Regions from separate parts of the Homo sapiens genome. Here region 1 is linked to region 2. A link is a contact called in ENCODE Hi-C or POLR2A ChIA-PET data. All regions are on one chromosome and are shown on one strand. Each heading gives the region's core, a stretch centred on a gene start or an enhancer-like site at or near the end of the contact. The rest is flanking DNA. Distances are from core to core; before and after follow the strand shown.

Region 1 (3,455 bases), core at 608-3,107, 110 kb after region 2:
TGTTTTTCCATATTCTCCTTCACCTTCATCTTCCAAGCCCTAGATGTAGATGAGAACACTGTTGGAGAATCATTTACCTTTGGGATGAAGTGGATCAGGTCCACTCAGATAGTACAGAATAATGTCCTTTAAATAGAGTCAACTGATTGTAGAGGTTAATTGCGACTACAAAATACCTTCACAGCAATACCTAGATCAGTGCTTGGTTGAATAGTTGAGTACTACAGCCTGACCAAGTTGACAAGCAAAACTGACAATCACACCATGCTTCAGCCACTGTGAAGAGCTTCAACCATGGTTTTTCCTGAGCAGTTTACATCTTCTCATTCCCATGAAATCTTGGCACATTTCCTTCCCTTCATCTGGAGTGCTGCTATCCTTCTCCTCTGTGTTCTAATCTCCTCCTGCACAAATGTTGCTTTTTCCGTGGAGCCCTCCATGACTCTTTCAGGCAGAGTGAGTTGCTCCTTTTCTGAGCTCCCACAACCTTTGTTTAAGCCCATATTTTGGCCCATCGTCACTTGTCCCACCAGTATTTGCTTCTGTCTCCATTCCCCCACCATATTCTGAGCTAACTGAGGGCAGGGACTATGTTTTATGTATTTCTTGATCTCCAGCCTGATGCCAGGAGAAAAGCAGCTGTAAATGTATCCTAGTAGGTAGGTTAAGTTTCCAGGGAGCCTGCAACTTGCTATGAAACTATCGTTTTTGTGGTTGGCAAAGCAGACACGCAGCATAAGGCTAAGCTCAAGAGAGCAACCCTAAGTTCCCCCCAGCTGACCGCATGATCTCCTGACTCATGGAGTGGAACTTGTGGCATGTCCACAGGAAGCCCTGGAGCCACTGTCCCCATGACAGCAGCAGGACAAATGTACTTCTTCAGCAGGACAAAATAGTGCTGGTCCTTTTGCTGGTCAGGAAAGTGACTTTCCTGACAGTCACTTTCCTCCAGAGGGTATCTTGTGTGACTACATCTTCTTTTGGCCAGCTTCAAACATTTATAGCCTATTTCAGTTTCTTCTGGCCTGTTTGCATAACTAAACAGAATTAAGCCCTGTCTACCACTGAGCACTAAAAAGAAAAACATATTCATTGGGGATTTAGAGAAAGAAAGAATAAGAAATCAATTGTCAAGACTCTATTTTCCCAGCTCTACTCTAGGACAGAGGAAGCTCATAGCCCTAACAGACTTTTCCTTAGGATGGATGTTGACAGCTCCTCCCAGCCCACTCCTTGTTTAGTTTTCATTTGTTCTATCCCAGGAAGATTCAGAGGAAGAGGGATACATCTTAAGATGTCTCTGTAACTTTGTAAGGATGCTGCTGAAAAGATAATGATGAAATGTTGATTGCAGCTTCTTTTTAAAAATTTTTATTGATACATAATATTTGTACATATTTATGGGGTACATATGGTATTTCGTTACACGCATAGACTGTGTAATGATCAAGTCAGGATATTTAGGGTATCCATTACCTCAAGCTTTTGTCATTTCTATGTGTTGGGAACATTTCAAATCTTCCTGTCTAGCTATTTTGGAGTATACAATATATTACTGTTAACTATAGTTCTCCTACTCTGCTGTCAAACATTAGAACTTATACCTTCTATCTAACTATATGTTTGTACCCATTAAGCAACCTCTCTTAACACCCCCACCCACAACTGTTCCCAGTCTCTGATAACCATCATTCTATTCTCCTTGAAATGCATGTTTTTAGTTCCCACATGAGTAAGAATATGCAACATTTGTGTTTCTACGCCTGGTTTATTTCCCTCCAGTTCCATTCATGTTGCTTATTGTGGCTTCTTGAGTCTGAGTTCAGAGCTGAGTCATTTTTGGGTGAGTTTCCCCTAATCTTCCACCTCCTTGTGCCTTTCAGAACAAGACCAGGCTTTTGCCTCTTGGCTTCTTTCCCTTCCTGCAAGGCTGTGCCATCAGAAGTAGGCAGGGCAGCCAATGCTATCTTTCCATGGCATGTGCTTTCTTAAGTAGATTTACCATCCATGGCTCAGTTCAACTACTCTGTTGCACTTAGGAAGTTAAGGAGCATTCTTCTCATTGGAACTTCTTGACTAAGTGGAAAGATACACTTCAATCCATGACACACACAAGACTCAAATAGGCTTGATGTATTTGTGATTAGTGTGAACTCAATTCTTGTTTTTTCAGAAGGAAGACCAATTCTCATACTCATCTTGAAACCCGTCTGACATTGTTCCTCCCAAGATTAGATAATCACGACAGAGCACCTCTACTCCTAACTGAACACGCATAAAATAAATAATTCCATCCCAGTCTGAGTGCGGGTCTCTCCCCAGAGGTCTACCCTGATTCTCTGCATGAAAGAGCCACTGGTTATTCTCCTCCCTTTATGCTGCGGGAGGCTAATTGCACTCACCACTACCTAGTACTGTTTTTAACTTTTCCTGTTTATTGCCTGTGTCTCCCACTAGAGGCTGAGTGATATGCGATGTGATCTTCTCAGTTTTGTTCACTTTTACATGTTATCCCCACAACAAGGTTTGTGGTGAGGCGTGGGTGGGAAAAAGGGAAATAATTCCTTCCTTCTTTCCTTCGTTCTGTCTCTCCTTTCTTTCTTTCTTTCTTTCTCTTTCTCTCTTTCTTTCTTTTTCTTTCTTTCTTTCTTTTTTTCTTTCTTTCTTTCTTTCTTCCCTTCTTTCTTTCTTTCTTTCTTTCTTTCTTTCTTTCTTTCTTTCTTTCTTTCTTTCTTCCCTTCTTTCTTTCTGTCTCTTTCCTTCTTTCTTTCTTTTCTTTCTTTCTTTTTCTTTCTTTCTTTCTTTCTTTCTTTCTTTCTTTCTTTCTTTCTCTCTCTCTCTTTCTTTCCTTCTTTCTTCTTCTTCTTCTTTTTTTTTTTTTTTTTTTTGAGACAGAGTTTCACTCTTGTTGCCCAGGCTGGAGTGCAATGGCACGATCTCGGCTCACTGCAACCTCCACCTCCTGGGTTCAAGTGATTCTCCTGTCTCAGCCTCCTGAGTAGCTGGGATTACATGCACATGCCACCACGCCTGGCTAATTTTTGTATTTTTAGTAGAGACGGGGTTTCACCATGTTGACCAGGTGGTCTTGAACTCCTGACCCCAGATGAGCCGCCTGCCTTGGCCTCCCTAAGTGCTGGGATTACAGGCGTGAGCCACCACGCTTGGCTGGAACTAATAATTTCTTAAGCACTCTGTGCTAAGATATTTTACATACTCTAGCTCATTCATTCTTACAACAGCCCTGGGAGGTGACTGTCATTACTCAGTTTTACAGAGAAGGAAACCCAAGTTCCAATGTCTCCTAAATGGCATCTTGTGTGTTTGAACGTTTCAAGTTTGTGAGGAGTGCAATCAGTATCCAAGAAAGTGCCACTTAGAAAGAAAAAGGCTTAAAGAAGGAAAATGTTCTGGGATGATGAAAATCTAATACCTAAAGGTGTCAATTATGGATG
Region 2 (3,252 bases), core at 394-2,893:
GGCCTCCATAATTCACTTTTTGTCATGACTCTTGTGCCCTCCTCATTCTGACCTTTCTCCAGTCTCCGCTCCTTAGTGCCAGCTGTCATCATTTCTAACATTTGGATCAGAGATCCCCTCACTAAAACAGCCTGAGAGCCTGGCTCCTTCCAGGACGAGTGCCCCAACCTGTTCTCTAGCTGCTGGAAAAGACCCCTCTGTTTCTTAAAAGCCTGTTAAGTTCCTTCAGGCTAGTAGCTACACCTTGTTGCATACTTCCTTGGAAATAGAGAGTGCTTTCAAATTAATTTCTCACTTATTGCTATTAGTGGTCCCAAGAAAAAGAGATGAAATTGCAGCATCTTGTAATGGTGAGTTTTTTAGGTCTAGGAGAGAGGTACTGTCATCTTTGTTTACTTGCTGAGAGACGACAGAAATGTGTAGTTGTGGGGTATGAAGGTAAAGTCAGTGATTATAGCTAAAAAGCAAACGTCATTTAAGGTCACTGGTATTTTTGGATGTTGGAATGCAGGTTTTGTTTTACATAGAAATTTTCCCTCTAATTATTTTACCATCTTATGTTCTGGAAAATGATTCCATGTTGCTTTAAATTCATCTTTCAGTGAAGTTCTTATTTCTTACCAAAAAATGACAGCTTTGTCATTTCTTACATCGTTTTTTCCTTTCTGTTGCCAAATGCCCTCCAGACTTTCCATGTTGGTGCGGTAAGCTAGACATTTTTAGTTTGTAGTGATTGTTTTCGTTTGTGTTTGTATGTTTTTGTGCCCATAGTCACTTCTGTAATGTTCGTTTCTGAGTTTCCTTTGGGGGGATTAACCTGCCACTGAAGTGTCAGCTTCCCTGTCATGGGACTGTCCTTGGAATGACAGGTTTTCCTTCCACCATAGGATCTGCCACTGTGAAGGAGATGATGAGAGCCCCCTGATCACCCCCTGCCACTGCACAGGAAGCCTCCACTTCGTGCACCAGGCCTGCCTGCAGCAGTGGATCAAGAGCTCCGACACGCGCTGCTGCGAGCTCTGCAAGTATGAGTTCATCATGGAGACCAAGCTGAAGCCACTGAGAAAAGTACGTGGGAGGAAGGGATGCTTCACCCTTCCTGAAACCAGTGACCCCCAGAAAGCTGGTGTCTCAGATCATGAGGTCATGGCTTGCCTGCGTTCATTTCCTTAAAAAGCTGGGGCTGGTGCTTACATTTGCATTGTAGAGATTGTTGTTTCTGGTGCTGATTTTCAAGTCCCTCTTCTCAGGAAGAAGCTCTTTCTGACCATTCATAATCCTTCTTTTCCCTTCAAAGTAAGACTGCTTGCTTGTCGGTGTCAGTCCTCTGGCCTTTGACTACAGACTGTTTGTGACATATCTTAGCACCTAATTTTATACATATTAACTGTTGACGTCCTGCTTCTCTGATTAGGACTGTCTGTTGGAGATTAGTATCTCCCCAGCACCCAGCACAGTGTAGCATACAGTAAATTTATTTGTATACACCCATGATAACTATTTGCTGGATGGGAGTGTGAGTAGGTGGATAGGGAAAAGAAAGGAAGCACAAACGTTGCGTGATGTGCAACTGTCTTCAGAAAGGACCCACAGGCATTGCATGACACGCAGCTGTCTGGAGGCCCATGTCACTGCTCCCTCTGAGAGGAGCTTTGTCCGCCACACTGGCTTCCTGTTTAAATTTTGACTGTTTCATATATCTCTCTAGATGCCCAGCACAAAAGGTTTTGTCTGGAAGAATAAAAAACTGTTCCTATCTCAGAACATTAATATATAAATTGCAAGATAAGTCACATAATCAAATACTAGCCAATTAAATGCTAAATGGTGTGCTGGTAGAGCATAACAGTCATTCAGAAAAGGAAATGCTCATTATGAGCTAGAGTGCTGGGGAAGTGGAGCGATGGTAGCCTCATAGGGTGTTTGGGTTTTAGAGCAGTTCTTGAAGGATCACTAGGATTTGGAGGCAGAGTGCAAGGAGTTTAGAGAGGTCAGGCTGTCTGTGGAGTAAAGCATACCCTAGAAAGGTGAAGGTGAACATTGACAGGGTGTCAAGCTACGTGCGTTGTAGGAAGTAGCAGGGAGCATGGGGCACTGAGGCACTGACTCTGTATTATAGGTAGGAAGACCAGGGAACTTGCTAGTGTATAAAATCCCAGCAGAAAACAACCAGATTTAGAGAAGGCTTGTGCAAACTGCTTAAAAAAATGTTTTGCCCAGTAGAAACCTTGTAATTTATTGGGTGCCTACTCTATGCTAATCTCTCAACATGGGAAGTCCTTGAGGCTCTATTTTCAACTACCCTGCATAGACTCATCTGGAAAGAGGCTGTGACTAGGGTTGGCAAAGGATATGTGCAGAGTGTTTACACATTGTTCTTTCTCTCTACCTTTATGTGTTTTCTCCTGATTCGGAAACCAGTAAATGAAAAAGAAAGTCTGGCTATTTGGAGTAAATTAATGAGCTCCTAGAGGAGATGGGACTAGCAGAGTCTGCTTGTACCAGGAACTCTTAGCGTCGATTTCGAGCTGTTGCTGCCAAAGTAGCAAGGACCAAAGAGTGAGCGTCTTCTGCCATTCACCTTCACAATGTAGTGTGACCCATCTGCTAGTGTGTTGTGGCATCATCAACCCTCTTCTTCCGCTCGTCCATGCCAGTCAGCACATCAGGGAGACTTAAAACGTAGTACCTGGGTCCTGGGCCAACATACTGTTTTCATTAGGACTGAAATCATAGAATTCTTTATCAGGCCATCTTATGTCTGCTTGCAAGAATAAGCAGACAAGGGGATTTTTGATGGTAGTTCTGCATTCATCTTGATCCTGGCTTCTTTTCATTGCATAGAAAGTTGGCTGCACCTGGTACCTGGTTGAAGCCAAGTGGTTTTAGGAGAACAATACTTGGGGGAATGCATCTAGTTTGGGAAGGGAGAAGTGGGGTGGAAAGCCAATCTTACCTACCTACAATGCTCTCACCCCACCGGAGCCCTTCCCCAGAAGCCTGAGCCTCACACTCTGTGTTGTCTTTCTAGTGGGAGAAGTTGCAGATGACGTCCAGCGAGCGCAGGAAGATCATGTGCTCAGTGACATTCCACGTCATTGCCATCACATGTGTGGTCTGGTCCTTGTATGTGCTCATTGACCGTACTGCTGAGGAGATCAAGCAGGGGCAGGCAACAGGTGAGTTCTCAGGCTGGAGCAAGCTCAGCATGGGGGCCGGGATAGCTCACAGGAGTCCTGGGGTCAGAGGATT

Evidence for each region. A loop is a pair of places that touch in the nucleus more often than their neighbours do. ChIA-PET counts read pairs that join two places held with the same protein, here RNA polymerase II (POLR2A). Pooled maps may share reads with other maps.
Region 1: a loop to region 2 is called in a map of GM12878, with 3 times the contacts of the local background. The contact joins two enhancer-like sites. A Hi-C loop is called at or near these places in 1 of 168 maps with a recorded cell type or tissue (GM12878), 21 of 37 single-sample maps with no recorded cell type and 8 of 50 pooled maps. POLR2A ChIA-PET finds 5 or more read pairs at or near these places in 1 of 52 experiments (OCI-LY7).

What each region holds. Positions count from the first base shown.
Region 1 is chr10:45,351,778-45,355,232 of GRCh38, reverse strand. No RefSeq gene overlaps it. Among named protein-coding and RNA genes, the nearest start is that of ALOX5, 21 kb to the left of the region's middle. Within about 2 kb of position 1,857, at least 2 of the 41 ENCODE cell types and tissues checked have a DNase peak (open chromatin) inside an H3K27ac peak, as active enhancers do; they include GM12878, where a contact is called at or near this core.
Region 2 is chr10:45,459,047-45,462,298 of GRCh38, reverse strand. MARCHF8 (membrane associated ring-CH-type finger 8) reads left to right here. Exons shown (of 8, transcript NM_001282866.2): 6 at 888-1,068; 7 at 3,032-3,179. Among named protein-coding and RNA genes, the nearest start is that of MARCHF8, 75 kb to the left of the region's middle. Within about 2 kb of position 1,643, at least 6 of the 41 ENCODE cell types and tissues checked have a DNase peak (open chromatin) inside an H3K27ac peak, as active enhancers do; they include GM12878, where a contact is called at or near this core.